Regions from separate parts of the Homo sapiens genome. Here region 1 is linked to region 2. Evidence: chromatin loops called from intact Hi-C (ENCODE). Cell type or tissue: A673. All regions are shown on one strand. Links, peaks and the distances in the headings refer to the core of each region. The heading gives the core; the rest is flanking DNA. Region 1 has its middle 7.8 kb from the start of LINC02820. Region 2 overlaps LINC02820 (long intergenic non-protein coding RNA 2820).

Region 1 (10,026 bases), core at 788-8,787, 140 kb before region 2:
CATATTTTGTATTAAAATATTTGTCACTTATACTACCAAATATTTTAGGAGAAAAATTTAAATGATCTTATTTTTAAAATTCCAGTTGGTGGTGACCTCTCTTTTCTCTAATTAGAATGTAAAAATATATCTTTATTACTTAGCTCATAATTGTTCTCTTTAACCTATTTCTACTTTTAAAAATTAGGCATTTAAAACTTCAACAGATATTATTTCCTTATAGAAATTCATATATTGCATTGACTAAGAAGTATGACTTTTTGCAAGATAATCTACTTATTAAAGTGATATATTAAATAATATTTTAGCTCTTGGCCTCTAAGTCCTATTATATATATTTTATATACGCCAGGTAGTATTAAATAATTTCACTGGTGGTCAAATATGCAAATGAAGTCATAAATGAAATACCTAGCAGTACAGCTCCATTTATGGCCCAAAATCTCAAAAATGATTAAATGTGATATTTTATAGCACATAGTAAATGCTGAAAGAGGTTTTTTTTGTTTCAGTAATTCTCTTTATATAAGCATATTGTCATTAATCTTGGAAATGTACTGCAAGATGGTGAACAATGCTTCAAGACAGGAACTAGCTAATTCTTCAGTTTTACTGAATAAAATAGTAAAGAGCTGAAAGAAGCCCTTTTAGTGCCTTGTTATTCTTAGAATTGCATACCACTAAGCGTTTTCCATGTCCAAGGGGCAAATAAATGATTTCACTTGAAAATTTCATCATGACTCTATTTTATAGTATGTTTTTGATTTTTTTTTAAAAAAGAAACTTTATGTACTGAAGTTTTTTCATGTGTCTTCACATAATGTATACTTGCAATATTTATTTTACCTGTTTACCTTGAGGTAAAATTTAAAGGCTTAAGAGAATAATCCAGAACAATTGTTAGCATTGTCAAAACATGACAGCTTTTCAGTAGGAGGCAAAAGGACCCCCCTACGAGCTATTTACACAGTAAATAGGAGAGGATGCCTGTCTGAATATAATTTAGAGTTTCCATGAACTGAGATGGAAACTAATTAAATCTTTATTTTCACTAATACCTGGAATAAATCTTAGCATTTTCTTTCATTTAGTATATAGACAATAGATGTCAGTAGTATTCGCAATACCTGTGAATTTGTCCCCAATAGAAAGAGTAGATATTTTCATGAAGTTATTGTAGATTCCTTGCAATAACTATAATTAAAATTCATAATTTGATTAAGGCAGTTTTCAAACATGACTTCAACATTGACATAGTTTTAGCTCTGTTACTGGCTCTTGTTGATCTGTCATAAAGATGCACAGATATCACTACATCGAAGAGTTAGTTTTGTAACTATTTGGATGCCTCTATTTGAACATACTTGGTTTCGCTCCTAAGCCTATGCATTTTCTTTTACTTAAAATCATTTTCTAAGTAAGAATTCACAGACTTTACTGAATTGCCAAAAGTGTTCGTAGGATATTCTCTTTTGCCATTATTTTCACTCTGAATACGTTGACTATTTTTAGGGTTTTCCTTCTTAATATTTAGTCCTCTTCCTACCTCACTAAAAAAATATTTCTAAGGTGTTTCTATGAATATTTTTTCCTGACTTTTTTTATTTGAACCAGAAAACATATCCACAAGGGTAGCTCCTTTAAAAAGTTGCATAAAGTTTTAAATTAACAGAGCACTTTCATATTTATTTTCTCACTTGACTTTCACAGTTCTGTGACAGTGGGTATAATTATCATCTCCCTTTCACATTATGAAGAAACTTAGGGTCAGAGAGTATAAGGATCTCCTGTCAAAAGCATCTCCTGCTGCCTCCTTATCCTGCAGACTTTTTTTAAGCTATGAAAAAAAAATAATTTAGATATGCATTTTAAAAGTATTTTATTGTATTCTGTGAAGTACTTAAATGAAATTCCTTTAAAATAGGCTTTAATTTTTCCTTCTGTTAAGTCAGTGTTAGACTTCTTTCTCTTCATTTATGAATTTTTAAATTCAGTTTTGCTCAATATACCAAACATTTATTGACAACCCACTTTGATCCAAGACCTTAGAGAAACTAACATGCTGGTTGGGGAGACCAGAGAGTCAAACAAATAATTACAGTATGACATGAACATGTCTCAAGCAAAATGCTAGTGGAAAACAGGTAAGAGATTAATTAATTTAATATTTTATAGGTCATGGAAGAGTACAGAGAAGAGATGACATTTGAAACAGACCTTGAAAGATGAATATGAACTTATAGAAATGACATTTTCTCTCTTTTTTCTTTTAAATAGAACCCAAATAAGTTTAGAAAAGCTATGTTCATGCTAGTTAAAATATTTGTAATCCTTTAAGATTTGTATCATTCCACAACTTTTCTCGAATTTTAAATATTTCATTTTGTTTTTATTATTATGTTTATTAACTGGACCAAAGTTCTCAAGCTCAACAGAAAAATGTTTTTTTATTCAATAATTTTTTTCAAGTTTTCTATAATAATATTAATTTAAACAAAATGTGCTGAGCTCATACTACAATGTACTATGCCAGCCATGGAGGTTATGAATAAATTCAAGCCACGGACTTTGTTTTCAAGGAATATTCACTTTAGTTGGATGGGTGACATTATTGAAACTTTCATAATATGAAAAAATAGCATACATATTTTAATAGATCTATATATATAATGTATAACAAAAAGTGGTAAAATTATAAGTGCACTTCAAAATGCACATCTGTAGAAAGCTGATAGTAAAGTTCAATAAGAATAAGGTTTCACCCTGGTATATCCCTTGATCTCTGACCAAAAAAAAGAGAGAGAGAAGATTTTGAGGTCATTACAGGAAAAATACTCCCTACTCCATGAATGGGAGAAGAAAAAGAGGCAGCTGGGTATTGCTTTTGTGTCTTTAATTTAACTCTTTGCCCCACCTGGCTAAAGTCTGTCTCACTTTATACAAAACTGTTTTCTAAATTGTATAAGCCGAGTTTTAATGGAGGAATAGGTATCTCTTATCTAAACTCCTCTATTCCCAGCTGTGATATTGATTGATGTTTTTAAAGTCCTGAGGAGCTACCCTTGTGGATATGTTTTCTAGTCCAAAGAAAAACAAGTCAGGAAAAAGGGAATCATAGGAACACCTTAGAAATATGTTTAATGACCTAGGAAGAGAACTAAACGTTAAGAAAAGAAACTCTAAAAATAGTCAATGTATTCAGAGTGAAAATAATGGCAAAAGAGAATTTGCTAGGCTCATGTAGTTACATGATTCAGATTAGCATTTGTAGCTGTGTGAAGATTTCATAGATTTAAAGTTCTTCACGTGACGTTTCCATTGGCTTTGGCTGAAGTCACTATTTGGCAGAACAGAATCAAGATTCTGATGCCAGATATGTCACCGATGATCAGTTCCATCTCACCTCGCAGTTCTCAGAGTTCAAATCAATTCAGCAAATATTTATTGAGTGCTTATGGCTGCTGACTTTTCTAAGTCAGAGAAAAGTAATGAGATGTTAGTAAAATGTGACATGTCTCGGGTTAGACAGCCACAGATATAGAAAGCCACTATCATCATTGCTATTTTAAACCAAAAGTTTAATTAGATTGCATTAATAACACCAATAGTGTACATTGCTTCGAGTTACCATAATTTCCACACTGGATTCTTATTTTTAGCTACAGAAATCACTGGATATGAACTGAAGTCCCCAAGGCTTGACTTATAGGTAAAAGAACACCATCCCTCATCTAGCATCAGTTATGTATATTTCTAACAGCTCAGCTGAGGGACAGCATTAAGCCATTATATAAACTAATTGGGTTAATTCTGCTCTGGAATTTAGGCAAATAATGTAACTGAGATAAACAAAAGGTCACTTATGCATCTACTTGTACACATTTATCTACACTTCTTATTTATACTACTAAATGCTTAAAACAACACTAGGCTATAAATTTGCCTTTTCTTTCTGATTCTCTTGGCAGGGTTTCTTACATGCTTGACTTTTAAAGAGTGGAGATCGGTCTCCTCTCAAATAAATAAGAAAGCAGTGGAAGGAAACAACTGCAGCTACAAAGTAGTTCTAACCCATTAAACGCAGATGGCCCACAGGGGGTTTAATCATCAGGAGCGAACACACATCACACTGAAATATAGAGCTGTTTTCTATCACTTGTTACCATTTGAATGTCTGTCTCAAGAAAGTGAATTCCATATATCTTCCTGGCCATCAGTTGCCCTTTGAATACTCCTCTCTCTGATGTAGCTAGATTTCTCTTCAGAACTTACTGAGATGAATGAGCTCTTGCCACACGTAGAAGTGAAAGAAAACATTTCTTTCTTTGCCAGAACAGATGAGATTCGTCATTAGGAGAATGGATTTGACCTTGTAAAGTGGACCAAAGCAATTAACAAACAAATCCCTTTGGGGCAGATTGAGTTTATTCTAGTCCTTTAACAGAAGCTTTTTTTTTTTTTTTAGTACTCCACAGCAATCTTGTAAATTCATGGAATCTGAGCACAACAAAATCGAAAACACGGAATTGAAAAAATCATCTTCTATTTAAGCCTTTCCATGTAAGAGAATTTAAAGGACACTTAAAAAAAGGCACATAGGTTTATCCTCAGATACCATATCAACAAGTCAAATTAGTCAAGAAATCAAGAAAGAAAATAGATAAAACCAATTTGATAGCATCATATAAAAGAAAAACTAGAGATCAGCATTAAGGTCTATTGCAAAATGAGGAAAAACCCAATTTTAGGGCAATTTACCGTACCTAAGGGAAAGATTAATTGTACTTTGCGTCTCATACTCATTGTATGAGCTTCTTTAATATATTTATCTCTTATTGATGATGTCCCTTCTGTAGTGTCTTTCCCAGGCTTTTTATCTATGTCTTGTTCTTTTTAACTTTATTTTCCGCTTTCCTGGAGCCTATACCTAGCTAAAGTCCATTCTTCAAGTTTAAAGTCTTATGTGACATTCATGGAAAGAGCAGCTACCAATTCGTTGGACAGCACAGTAAGTAAGCAGCTTTCTTACTTTCCCTAGAGTACGTATTTAGCTAATGCTATTAAAGTGAATGACACAATCTTGAGTAAACCCAGCTGATAAACCCCATGGAAGCTGCTCATCTACCATGGGCCTGCAACACTTTGGCCTTGCTCTTTTATTTGTCTTTCTGAGTTTGTAAACCATTCAGCAATTTTGACACTTAGATGCAAATTGAAAGTTATTATTTTAACCCCTAAATAACCTAGTCAGTTCAAAGCATTAATAAAAAAGCATTTCTTCTTTTAAAATTTTGTACTTGTATTAATTTTTTTGTTTTGCAAAGTCTGCTTTTTCAAAATCCAAAAATAGGTCAAAGGAAAGATATCAGACTAGCAAAAGATCTGAGGTCTCAATATATTTGCAAACTTTTGGGTGCTTTAAAAATTTTATTATTAATGAGGAAAATATTAAATCCACTTATTTTTAATTTTTATTTCTTTTTACCAGTAGGTGGCACTGCACAGATGTAAGAGATATTTACATTTAATGTGATTTAGGGGACAAGAGAATCATCAGCAATGCTAGCTGGTGTGAAATTCCCTCCAATAGAGTTAGCTCTTAAAGTATTGTATCTGGGAGTCCCAACAGTTGTATAAGGGAAGAACATAAATTTATTAACACTAATTTTATTGATCAAACACTATAACAGTGCTCACTATGTGACAGATGAGTAGGTTCTCTTATTCTCCTATTCAGGTAAGAAAACTGAAGCACAGAGAGGTTAAGATTTCCGGATGTCAAACTTCTAGTGAGATATAGGACAGAGATTGGAGCTAGGCATTTGAGCCAGTCTGCGCTCTCTGCTTTGTTCCCTCTTACCTCACTAACATGAATCACTCATCCATCTATTCAGTGATTTCTAAGGAGCTAACTCGAAGACATAGAGTATTAAAACTAATACACAGTCCAATTAGAAAACCAGAGAAGTACTAGGAGCATGGGGGTAATCTTGAGGAAAGCGAAGGAGTCCTTAAGAGGAAGGGAACGTGTGGGTCTCCCTTCTAAAGAGCAGAGCTATATATCTGATCACCTACTTGTGCTCACAGGCACACCAGATATTAGGAGGCTGAAAATGGAACAAAAAATCCCAACCTACCCCTGCTTTTGTACAACATATACATACAGTTAATAGACTATATTTTCAAGAACAGTCTCAGGTTTACAGAACAGTTCAGTAGAAAGCAGAGAGAGTTTTGTTTACCTCTTTCTATTATTAATATTTGTATTAGTGCTCTACATTTTTACAACTGATATGACTTTATGAATACATTATTGTTAAATAAAGTCTACAGTTGACAACAGGTTTCATTCTTGGTGCTGTACATTCTATGGGCTTTGACAAATATATAATGACGTGTATTCACCATTATGGTAGCATTCAGAATAGATTTACTGGCCTAAGGATCCCCTTTGTTCCACCTTCTTTCCTTCTTCCAAACCTTTGACAACCACTTATCTTTTTACTGTCTCTATAGTTTTGCCTATTCCAGAACGTCATACAGTTGTAATCACACAGTATATAGTCTTTCTAGATTGGTTTCTTTCACTTCATTTCATCTGAGTTTTCTCCAAATATTTTCATGACTTGGCTCATTTTTCATCACTGAAAAACACATTATCATATGAATGGATGTAACACAGTTTATCCATTCATATTGAAGGACATCTTGGTTGCTGTAAGGGTTGGCAATTATGAATAAAGCTATTATAAGCAATCATGTGCAGATTATTGTGTGGACATAAGATTTCAACTTATTTGGGTAAATTACGGGGAGTATGATTCCTGGATCATATGGTAAGAGTTTGCTTAGTTTTATAAGAAACTGCCAAAATGTCTTCCAAAACGGTTCAATGATTTGGTATCCGCCCCAGTAATGAATGAGACTTCCTCGTGCTCCACATCCTCTCTAACATTTAGTGTTGTCCGTGTTTTGGATTTTAGTAATTATAAAAGATGCACAGTGGTATTTCATTGCTTTAATTTGCAATTCACTGATAACATGATATTAAGCATCTTTTTATATACTTGTTTTATATCTGTATATCTTCTTTGGTGAGGTGCCCAGATCTTTTACCCATTTTTAATTTTTGTTGTTGTTGTTGTCTTTTTGGGTTTTAAGAGTTCTTTGATATTTTAAATACAAGTTCTTTGTCAGATATACGTTTTGCATTTTTTCCTTATTCTATGGATTTTTATTTCTTTTTTTTTTATTATACTTTAAGTTTTAGGGTACATGTGCACATTGTGAAGGTTAGTTACATATGTATACATGTGCCATGCTGGTGCGCTGCACCCACTAACTCGTTATCTAGCATTAGGTATATCTCCCATTGCTATCCCTCCCCGCTCCCCCCACCCCACAACAGTCCCCAGAGTGTGATATTCCCCTTCCTGTGTCCATGTGATCTCATTGTTCAATTCCCACCTATGAGTGAGAATATGTGGTGTTTGGTTTTTTGTTCTTGCGATAGTTTACTGAGAATGATGATTTCCAATTTCATCCATGTCCCTACAAAGGACATGAACTCATTGTTTATGGCTGCATAGCATTCCATGGTGTATATGCGCCACATTTTCTTAATCCAGTCTATCATTGTTGGACATTTGGGTTGGTTCCAAGTCTTTGCTATTGTGAATAATGCCGCAATAAACATACGTGTGCATGTGTCTTTATAGCAGCATGATTTATAGTCCTTTGGGTATATACCCAGTAATGGGATGGCTGGGTCAAATGGTATTTCTAGTTCTAGATCCCTGAGGAATTGCCACACTGACTTCCACAATGGTTGAACTAGTTTACAGTCCCACCAACAGTGTAAAAGTGTTCCTATTTCTCCACATCCTCTCCAGCACCTGTTGTTTCCTGACTTTTTAATGATCACCACCATTCTAACTGGTGTGAGATGGTATCTCACTGTGGTTTTGATTTGCATTTCTCTGATGGCCAGTGATGGTGAGCATTTTTTCATGTGTTTTTCGGCTGCATAAATGTCTTCTTTTGAGAAGTGTCTGTTCATGTCCTTCGCCCACTTTTTGATGGGGTTGTTTGTTTTTTTCTTGTAAATTTGTTTGAGTTCATTGTAGATTCTGGATATTAGCCCTTTGTCAGATGAGTAGGTTGCGAAAATTTTCTCCCATTTTGTAGGTTGCCTGTTCACTCTGATGGTAGTTTCTTTTGCTGTGCAGAAGCTCTTTAGTTTAATTAGATCTCATTTGTCAATTTTGTCTTTTGTTGCCATTGCTTTTGGTGTTTTAGACATGAAGTCCTTGCCCATGCCTATGTCCTGAATGGTAATGCCTAGGTTTTCTTCTAGGGTTTTTATGGTTTTAGGTCTAACATGTAAGTCTTTAATCCATCTTGAATTGATTTTTGTATAAGGTGTAAGGAAGGGATCCAGTTTCAGCTTTCTACATATGGTTAGCCAGTTTTCCCAGCACCATTTATAAAATAGGGAATCCTTTCCCCATTGCTTGTTTTTCTCAGGTTTGTCAAAGATCAGATAGTTGTAGATATGCGGCATTATTTCTGAGGGCTCTGTTCTGTTCCATTGATCTATATCTCTGTTTTGGTACCAGTTGTTTTGGTACCATGCTGTTTTGGTTACTGTAGCCTTGTAGTATAGTTTGAAGTCAGGTAGTGTGATGGCTCCAGCTTTGTTGTTTTGGCTTAGGATTGACTTGGTGATGCGGGCTCTTTTTTGGTTGCATATGAATTTTAAAGTAGTTTTTTCCAATTCTGTGAAGAAAGTCATTGGTAGCTTGATGGGGATGGCATTGAATCTATAAATTACCTTGGGCAGTATGGCCATTTTCATGATATTGATTCTTCCTACCCATGAGCATGGAATGTTCTTCCATTTGTTTGTATCCTCTTTTATTTCCTTGAGCAGTGGTTTGTAGTTCTCCTTGAAGAGGTCCTTCACATCCCTTGTAAGTTGGATTCCTAGGTATTTTATTCTCTTTGAAGCAATTGCGAATGGGAGTTCACTCATGATTTGGCTCTCTGTTTGTCTGTTGTTGGTGTATAAGAACGCTTGTGATTTTTGTACATTGATTTTGTATCCTGAGACTTTGCTGAAGTTGCTTATCAGCTTAAGGAGATTCTGGGCTGAGACAATGGGGTTTTCTAGATATACAATCATGTCGTCTGCAAACAGGGACAATTTGACTTCCTCTTTTCCTAATTGAATACTCTTTATTTCCTTCTCCTGCCTAATTGCCCTGGCCAGAACTTCCAACACTATGTTGAATAGGAGTGGTGAGAGAGGGCATCCCTGTCTTGTGCCAGTTTTCAAAGGGAATGTTTCCAGTTTTTGCCCATTCCGTATGATATTGGCTGTGGGTTTGTCATAGATAGCTCTTATTATTTTGAAATACATCCCATCAATACCTAATTTATTGAGAGTTTTTATCATGAAGCGTTATTGAATTTTGTCAAAGGCTTTTTCTGCATCTATTGAGATAATCTTGTGGTTTTTGTATTTGGCTCTGTTTATATGCTGGATTATATTTATTGATTTGCATATACTGAACCAGCCTTGCATCCCAGGGATGAAGCCCACTTGATCATGGTGGATAAGCTTTTTGATGTGCTGCTGGATTCGGTTTGCCAGTATTTTATTGAGGATTTTTGCATCAATGTTCATCAAGGATATTGGTCTAAAATTCTGTTTTTTGGTTGTGTCTCTGCTGGGCTTTGGTATCAGAATGATGCTGGCCTCATAAAATGAGTTAGGGAGGATTCCCTCTTTTTCTATTGATTGGAATAGTTTCAGAAGGAATGGTACCAGTTCCTCCTTGTACCTCTGGTAGAATTCGGCTGTGAATCCATCTGGTCCTGGACTCTTTTTGGTTGGTAAGCTATTGATTATTGCCACAATTTCAGATCCTGTTATTGGTCTATTCAGAGATTCAACTTCTTCCTGGTTTAGTCTTGGGAGAGTGTATGTGTCGAGGAATTTATCCATTTCTTCTAGATTTTCTA
Region 2 (10,026 bases), core at 980-8,979:
AGAATGGTGTGAACCCAGGAGGCGGAGCTTGCAGTGAGCCGAGATCGCGCTACTGCACTCCAGCCTGGGCGACAGTGCGAGACTCCGTCTCAAAAAAAAAAAAAAAAAAGTAATAGATAGCAATATATGCTATGAACAAAAATATAGAGGATAGGGGTTAGGTGTGCATGAATAGAGATTATAAATTTAAATAAGGTGGGTAGAAAGGCCTGAGATGTGGTATTTAATGAAAGAACTGAAGTTTGGGAAGTATAATGGAAGAAAAAAAAAGAGTAATGACTAGTTTAGCACACAGGTATCTAGGAGGTACCTAGGGAAAGTGTTCAGGCAGAAAGCACAAAACAGTTCAATACTTTAAGCAGGTTGGTTTCCTAAGTGTGCACCCTGTGCTGATGCACAAGATCTTGCACAAGACCCTTGCCATCTTGAAATTTTTTTAAATTTTTGAACAGTAAAACTTGCATTTTGCTTTTTGTACTGGGCCCCACGAATAATATATCCAATCTGGGCCTTAAGGCACATCAGGGGAATGGCAATGAAGTCCCCATGATTAGAGGGAAGTGAGATAGACAGAGTAGTAGATGTCAGGGATGGAGAGAGGTGACATATCTTGTTTGACCTTGAATTACCTGAATAAAGCTTTAACAGAATCCGTACAACTGCTACGTTGAAAATAGAATGAAAGGATCAAGAGTAGAAACAGAGTGATCAGTTTTAAGAGAACTATTTCAGTGAAATCTTAGCAAGACTTGCTGGTAGAAATAATATCTGGACCTAAATGTAAAATACTGTTGTATCGTCCTGTTTTTATTTAAAGGCTTATAGGTTTCAATGCATTTAGATGACTGTTTAGGGACAAAAGGGAGAAAGCCTTATTATAAAGTGCCATTTGTTGCTGAAAGGCAAGCTGTGATAGAAGATTGTCTCCTGTCAATGTACCATTTATGATCTGTGATCTAAATGTCCCAAGCATATTTTAAAATATGCCTTATAAACTGTATGAAGTTATTATGATCATTACTACAATTGGGAAATTTGAACTATCTCATCTGTGATGGTTCTTTCCATTTCTTATTTTTTGATTTGTACATTGTCTTTTGCCATTTAATAGTATCTTAAATCTGATTTTATTTTACTTACTCTGGCTTCAGAGAGACTAAGTTTATTTTCAATTCACATTTAATTTTGAGGGTGGTAGAGTTGTCGTAAGTATTGTATTTTTAAATATGATTATGTACATTTCACCATTTAGGATCAAATGACATAATGTATATGAAAATGCTTTCAAAAGCCTAAATCACTCTATATATGCAAAAGATTAAATCATGTATTAGGAACATTGTAGTTTAAATCTGTTTGAAATAATTTGTTTGAAATTCACATCATCCAGCAATTTGAGAGAACTACATACTCTTTTACTATAGCTAAAACATAGAACTTGCTTTCATTTTACAAAATAAAATTTTTGGAGAAGGATTAACTAACAATTTTCTACATAGTGTAAGATTGTTCTGATATTGGCACCTGAAGGCTGTTTAGAATTTTCCTGCCAAATGTGCAGTTTCTTGGATTTTTTTTATGTCATGGGAGAGAATTAATTTTCTGTGTTCATGCTTGTTTCCAACTTTAGACTTCAATTTATAAGAAAAAAAAAAAGCTTTCTTCCCCCTACCTAAAATGTTAAATTGAAATACTCATTCCCTGGATCAAGTTGTTGGTAACTATAATGTTGGCTACAAATGTATCTGTTTTGTTATGATCCAGACAGTGATGTGATTGTAGATATATTTCTTTATGAAGATGGTGATTAAGGTAGCAAAGGTTAAATGTTCTATCATGACTCTTCATCCCAGCCTCAAACATCAAGTATCAGCTTTTACCCAGCTCCCTCTTTCCAGCCCTCCCTGTGTTCCCAGATACGGTCACACCCATCACTGCCTTCCACTCTCTTCCTCCAGGGAATTTGTCCTGATTGGATTGATATGCTTTTTCTCTATTAGCTCTCTCCCCCACAGATTCTAAACCTGGTTGGAGTAGGACCCGATGCCTGTTTGTTCTCCCAATCCTATCCTGTTACTTGGCAAATAGAAGCTGCTGTGAAATTATTCCTTACGTAGTTAACATCAGGGTGCCTGCTTCAAGTGGGATTATTGTACTAAAATGTTTAGAATATGCGAAATATATTAGTAGCCACAGGATAAACAGTGATCAAGTAGCAAATTTTACCTTGAGTTTTTAAAAAATGAAACACAACTTTACAATTATTTACTTTACTGGTTTAATTAGTCAGGATATGCTAGACTATGCTGCATTAAACATTAACCTCCCACATGTTAGCAGTTGTCTTGTGAGCTCAGTGGAAATCACTGCTCTGGGAGATTACTCAGGGACCCCAGCTGACTGACGTTCCTCAATACTGGGACACACCACCTCAAAGCACGGCTTCCAGGGCAGCTGCAAGAAGGAAAGAGACAAGGCCAGGGAACTCACACTCATTCTCCAATGCTGTGGATTGGACATGACAAGTGCCACTCTGTGCACAGCCATTTGGCCAATACTTGTCATATGGCCCTGCATAATGCAGGAGTCTTGAAAGCCTTCTATTATACAAAGAAAAGTGAAACAAAGCAGATGTAGTGAGACCTAAAACAATTTATCACTAAGTAAAATTTTTATACTAGGGAACATTTCAGGATTTTTTGTTTTGTTTTGTTTTTTTAGACGGAGTCTCACTCTGTTGCCTAGGCTGGAGTGAAGTGGCACGATCTTGGCTCATTGCAACCTCTGCCCCTCAGGTTCAAGTGATTCTCCTGGCTCAGCCTCCCTAGTGCCTTGGCCCCCCAAAGTGCCGAGATTACAGGAGTGTGCCACCATGCTCAGCGTTTATCTCAGGATTTTGAATGAGAAATTATAAATGTGACAATAAACAAGTAGAAAGTTTATTCTGAAAAAGCAAAAGGGCTTGATCAGAGAATATTATCTAAAAGGCAGAATGCCTTGAATTAACTTTATTATGTGAGTTCTGAACACCATCTGATGGTAATATATCTAAATTATATAAAATCTAGCCTCCCTCCCTCCCTTCCTTCTTTCTTTCTTCTTTCCTTCCTTCTCCCCGCTCCCCCAATGAATTTGAAATGTGAAGCATAAACTGTCAGCCTAAGTCATTAGAAAACATAAATTAAGCAATTTTTAAAAAGGATTTTGTACTTCTTTATATAACTTTTACAGTTAAAAACTTGACAAATGCATAAAATATGAACTACAAATACTTGATAAAATTATTCAGTCATTCTGCTTTTGAAAAATTGTTTGAAATAAAGCATGATAATAATAAAGCTGTGACCATGATTATGGCAATGAAGGGACAGGGTTGCAATCAAAGTTCCTCTGTATGGGAGCCTAAGAGACTATTCTTAGAAATGGGAACATGGGTTTTTATAAATTTCATTGAGTCTACATAACCAGCTTTGACAGTTTAACTAATTTTAGAGCTTACTAAATACTTATTTTTCAATTTAGTCAAATAACTGGCGAAAAACAAGTGTGTTTAGCTAAAGTAGTGAGTAAAACTAAGAAAAATCATCGAATTGGTAGAACATATAGTTTTAGCCTCAAATTATATCCAAAAGACTATGACAGAATTGAATGTGACCAAAAGTTGTTTTGGTTTGGAAATCCCTGACCCCAATTCAATGTAATTGTTAAAAACTACTTACCTTGGATTGACTTCTCACAGGGATGTCTTACTGAATCAGAGAAATGGACACTTAGCGACATCTGATTCCACCACAGTTACACATATACAGACTAGGCATGAAAGCCATATTAAAACATAATCACATCAAACCAAAAGCTAAAGTGAAATATAAAAATGTCTATGCCTTTATGCAACAAATGCATTTGTGTTATGGAAATACATACTCTAGGAAACCCAGTCTGGCTCACTGCATCGTCCTAATTTAGCTCCTATTATCTTTTCCAGAAGGAGGGGTTATATCAACTTATAGCATGTAATGCCAAGTGAGCTTTGGCAAACTTTAGAGATATTTATTTTGCTTATTGGTAGCCATTTATTGAAAATATGTTTTATATTATGGGTTGTAAATAAATATCTTTTGAATTAAAATTGATACCATGTATGTAATATAATTGATATCTTCTTTAGTTTTCTTTTTCATATTTCTATAAGGAAAAACTTCTCATCTCTTTTGACTGAACACTATTAATGCTTAGAGTATAACTTATTCATTCAATAAGTATTTATTGAGCATCTACTAGTTTATTATTTCAGAACTTTGGTTGAAATCAAATAAACAAACAGAACCTCTTCTCTCATGGAGTGAGGAAGGCAGGCATTAACAATTATAAGTAAGTAATCTGTACAGGGTGCTAGGAAAGAGGTAGCATGGAGATGATGAAGATGTAGGTGGGGCAGGCTAGGTAGGACTCATTGAGAAGGCACCATTTGAGGAAAGACTTGAAGATGGTGTGGCAGCAGCCAAGTAGTACTCTGGGGAACAGCATTCCAAGTAAAACAAAGTAAAGAACTAGAGCAGAGTTGTGTATCTGCTTTGTCTGCAGAAAAGACTTGGGGTGTGGTTTGGGGTGAATAAGAGAAGTGGGGAATGGTAGGAGTTGAGGCCAGAAGGGTAGTAGGGAACCAGAACTTAGACATTCACTCTGAGTGAAACAGGAACATTTTCATGTTTTGAGCAGGTCAGGGACATGATCTGAGTGGTGATTTAAAAAGACCCACTACTTACTAGGTTAAGAATACACTGCAGGAAAACAGGGGCTGAAATGAAGAGGTCAGTAGGGAGGTAATGGTGGCTAAAAAGAAGATAACAGCAGTAGGGGTGAGAAGAAGTGGTTAGATTCTGGGAATACTTTGAAGATAGAGTCAACATGACTTTCCGACATATTGGATATGGAGAGAGAGGCAGACAGAGATAGCAAGAGAAATGTGAGAACAACAACAAAAAAAGAACAAATTGATAAAACAGAGAAGTGAATGATGACTCCAGCACTTTTGGGCCCAAGTAGTGGGAAAGATGCAGTTTTTATCCAATGAGACATGAAAACTGTTGATGAAATAGATTTGGGTGAGAGTGATGAAGAAGATCAGAAGCTTAATCTTGGATGTGTTGAATCTGAGAAAACTGTTAGGCATTTATGTGGAGACATTGAGCCCTTAGTTGGTTGTGAAACTGAAGTATTAGGAAATAGATTTACATTCTAAAAAAAGTTTACGGAGGAAGACAGACATTTAGAACAGTAATAGAAAAAAATTGTGTTTCCAGTTCAAATAGGAAAATATTTTCCCTCAGTCATATGTACTGAATTTTATAGCTGTACATATAAACCACACGACTATTTTTGGTCTCGCTGCTGGGAAAATAGCACCATCTTGTGGGTAATAATATACAGGTATATTTTTAAAAATTGTAAAAAATGGTAGTATAGTACATTTCCCTGTATCCTAAAGAAATTTAATTCTTTTTTAAAAAATAAATATATTTATTTACTTTTACATTTTTTGTTTTAATATTTCTGAATACATAATATTTGTACATAGGCATGAAGCACATGTGATATATTGATGTAAGCACACACTGTAATGATCAGGTCAGCAATTGGGATATCCATCATCTTAGCATTTGTCATTTCTTTGTATTGAAGACAACTACATCCGCTTCTTTAGTTATTTTGAAATATACAATAAATTCTTGTTAACTATAGTTGCCCTATTGTGCTACTGAACACTACATCTTATTCTTTCTATCTAATTGTATTTTTCTAACCATTAACTATTCCCAAATTCCCCACTCCTCCCCACTCTCCTTCCCAGTCTCTGGTAACCATCATTCACTCTCTACCTCCATGAGATCAATGTTTTTTAGCTACCACATATGAATGAGCACATGAAATACATGTCTCTTTGTGCCTGGCTTATTTCGCTTAACATAACGTCCTACAGTTCTATCCATGCTGGAAATAAGAAGATTTCATTCTTTTTTTAAATGACTGAATATCCCATAGTATATACGTACTACATTTTCTCTATGTATCTTGTCTATTGTGAATAGTGCTGTGATAAACGTGGGAGTGCAAACACCTCTTCAAAATACCAATTTCCTTTCTTTAGGACATTTGCTTGGACATGAGATTTCTGGATCTTATGGTAGCTCTAGTTTTAGCTTTCAACGTAACCTGCATACTGTTTCCCATAGTGGCAGTACTAATTTACATTTCCACCAATAGTGTATTAGCATTTACCTTTCTCTGCATCCTCATTAACATTTTTTTTTTTTTTTTTTTTGTGTGTGTGTCTTTTTGATGAAAGCCATTTTGACTGAGGTGAGATGATATCTCACTGCGGTTTTCCTTTGCATTTCTCTGATGATTAGTGATGTTGAGTATTTTCTCACATACCTGTTGGTCATTTGTAGACCTTCTTTTGTGAAATGCCTATTCAGATTTTTTGCCCATTTTAAAAATATAATTATTTATTTTGCTGTTATCAAGTTGTTTGAGTTCCTTATATATTCTGTTTTTTTAAAAAATACATTTATTTATTTATTTAGAGATAAGGTCATTGTCTCCCAGGCCGGAATGCAGTGGCATGATCATAGCTCACTGCTGCCTTGGACTCCTGGGCTCAAGAAATCCTCCCACCTCAGCCACCAGAGTAGCTGGAACTACAGGAGTGAGCCACCTCACTTGACTCTATAGACTGTTTATTAACCCCTTGTCAATTGAATAGTTGGCTTATATTTTCTCCTATTCTATAGGTTGTCTCTTCACGTTGTTGTTTCCTTTGCTGTTCTAAAGATTTTTAGCTTGATGTGATCTCATTTGTTCATTTTTTCCTTTGGTTGCCTGTGCTTTTGAGGTTGCACTCAAGAAATTTTTCCCAGACCAATGTCCTGAAGCATTTCCCCAATGTTATCTTCTACTACTTTCATTGTTTCAGATCTTATATTGAAGACCTGAAATCTGACCATGTTGATTTGATTTTTGTATGTGGTGAGAGATAGGAGTCTAGTTTCACTCTTCTGCATATGTCCCTCTACTTTTCCAAGCACCATTTATTGAAGAAATTATCCTTTCCCCAATGTGTGTTCTTGGCACCTTTGTAAAAAAAAATCAATTGACTGTAAATTCTTGGATGTATTTCTGGGTTTTCTGTTCCATTCCATTGGCCTATGTGTCTGTTTTTATGATAGTACCATGCTGTTTGATTACTGTAGTTTTGCAGTATAATTTGAACTCAGGTAATCTGATGCCTTCTGCTTTATTCTTTTTATTCAGTATTGTTTGGCTATTCTGCTTCTTTTTTTTAATTGATGAATAATAATTGTGTATATTTATAGAATACAATGTAATGTTTTAATCTATGTATACTTTGCAGAAAGACTATATCAAGTTAATTAATACATCCATCATATCACCAACTTATTATTATTTTCTTTGCTGAAAATATTAAAAACCTATGTTTTCACTTATATGCAGAATCTAAAAAAAGTCTTAGAAACACAGAGTAGAAAGGTGGTTACCAGGGAATAGAGGTGCAGGGAGGTGGGCAGCTGGAATTCATTAATTTACTCATTCATTCTTCAAAAATTTTGAAATACATTATCTATATATGCATAATGATATCAGGCCCAGTGGGAAACCAAATAAATTATATAAATCAATATCACTGTCCTGAGGAAACGTATTGCCCCATTAAACTTACATCCTATTAATATTTAAGGAATAATAAAACTGGAAATTATAGCAATAAAAAATAAGTATGCAGTAGCTGTTTATAATCCAGATTATTATTTTTGTTTTGTTTATAATTTAAGAGGTATAATTTTCTTCAAGAAAACAGTTTATCTTTTTTAAAAATGTACACATTATAATTGCACATCTTTATGAGGTATAGTTTGATGTTTCAACACACATATATGTTGTATAATGATAAAATCAAGTTATCCAGCATAACCCTCATTTCATGCATTTATCATTTCTCTGTGGTGAGAACATTCGAAAGCCTATTTTCCAGCTATTTTGTAATGTATAATACCTTACTCTTAACTATCCTGACCCTACTGTGCAATAGAACAGTGGTCTCTAACCCCTGGGTCCTGGACCCCTATGGGTCTGTGGCCTGTTAGGAACTGGAACAGTAGGAGGGGAGGTGAGCCACCAGTGAGCATTACTGCCTGAGCTCCACCTTCTGTCAGATCAGCAGCGGCTTTAGGTTCTCATAGGAGAGAGAACCCTATCGTGAACTGCGTATGCGAGGGATCTAGGTTCTGCACCCCTTATTATTCTTATTAGAATCTAATTAATGCCTGATGATATAAGTTGGAACAGTGTCATCCCAAAACCACCATGACCCACACCACTGGTCCATGGAAAAATTGTCTTCCATGAAACCTGTCTCTGGTGCCAAAAAGGCTGGCACAGGTCTGATGCAGTAGAATGCCAGAATTTATTCCTCTTTTCTGATTGTATCTTTGTAGCCATTGACCAACCTGTCCCCATCTTCCCTACCTCCTTCACCTCTTCAGTCTCTAGTAACCACTGTTCTACTCTGTGAGGAAGTCAAATTACTAGTTTAGACTATTGTTTTTTAAATCGGGTTCACTGAATTTGCGTTAGGAGTTCCACAGCATTTTACCAAAAGGTAAGAGAATGGCTGTGTAAGAAAGTTTGCTTTGATTTTGTAAATGACCATAAAAAACACATTTAAAATATTCTATTTGAATACCAAGTTCATAGTTTTTCTCATTTTTTTCACTTTTATTGTTATGTTCTAACCAAGTCAGACACAAAGTGTATTTAGTTCCTTACATATATCTAGTATAACTTTGATAATGAGCTGGATATCTTTTAGAAATTAAAACAAATAATCAAACAAATAAATGTATAAATTACTAAGCATCATCATTTTGTAACCAAAATTGTAATAACTGATTCAGACAAAGATTATCAGTGCATACTAAAACCATTGAGTAAAAAGTTGTCTGGGAACTTAATGCTCAACTGATCACAAGTATCACTATAGATTACATATGAATTTAAAACGGGAAGAGGTATGTACCTCTACAGTGGAGAAATCTAGTGAACATCATCTTTGCCAAGTGTTTAAGATTAGCATAATCAGTAATGGCATAAGCTTAAATTATATTTCCCCTGATATGATACCATGGGAAGGATACAACATTATCTAAAATATAGTATTGTTGACATAAATATTTAATCTGAATCTAATCATGAAAATACAAACAAATCTACAAGGTAGTCTATAATGCAACTGGCCTAGAGTCTACAGTGTGAATGTCATAAAATATAAAGTAAGAGCTGTTTTAGATTAAAGGAACTAAAGAAACAAGACAATTAGATATAATATTTAATTTTTTGATCATCATTTAGAGGGAAAAAAGCAGCTATAATCTAAATTGTTGAGATACTTGGGAAGATTTCTTATATAAGATGATTATTATTGCATTAATATTATATTTCTTCAGTGTGATAATGTTATTGTGATTATGTAGGAGAATATTGTGTCATTATGAGACAATATAGAAAGTATTATGATGCTTAAGTAATAAGGAGTATAGTATCATCGTATCTGCAATTTACTCTCAATATTTTTCTGGAAAAGAAGACAAATCTGTATCTATATTTATGCCTACCTCTATTTCTATGACTATATCTATGTGAATACTCAATATCTATAGTTATATCTCATATGCAACTATATTTATCAATGAAGCAAATGATTAACAACTGATGAATCTAAATTAAAGCCATGTAGGAGTTCTTTCAAATTTCTTATAGGTCTGATAATTTTCAAACAAAAGAAATTAGGGTAAAAATGGTCTCATTTACTACATAACGTATTTTTTTCTTAATTTTCCCCATATTTTTGACATATAACAAGCTATAGAAAATATGCTGATAATTAAGACCAACATTCAAAATACTACTTACCCAAACTCACAAAGTTAAAATCTGATAGGGCTGAGA

The links. Hi-C counts contacts between places; a loop is a spot of excess contacts. Peaks named below come from ENCODE experiments on the same cell type or tissue, not always from the same donor. Only the 100,000 strongest peaks of a DNase experiment are listed, where the experiment ranks them.
Region 1: it touches region 2 in a loop (2.8-fold over the local background); 13 of 110 quality-filtered maps call a loop at or near these places.

What each region holds. Positions count from the first base shown.
Region 1 is chr12:85,305,182-85,315,207 of GRCh38, forward strand. No RefSeq gene overlaps it. Among named protein-coding and RNA genes, the nearest start is that of LINC02820, 7.8 kb to the right of the region's middle. In A673, for the core only: a CTCF peak has its summit at 5,449 (motif pointing right); DNase peaks (open chromatin) are centred at 5,080 and 5,520; H3K27ac peaks cover 678 bases.
Region 2 is chr12:85,443,350-85,453,375 of GRCh38, forward strand. All of the region lies in intron 4 of LINC02820 (long intergenic non-protein coding RNA 2820), which reads left to right. Among named protein-coding and RNA genes, the nearest start is that of LINC02820, 130 kb to the left of the region's middle. In A673, for the core only: a CTCF peak has its summit at 5,412 (motif pointing left); a DNase peak (open chromatin) is centred at 5,382.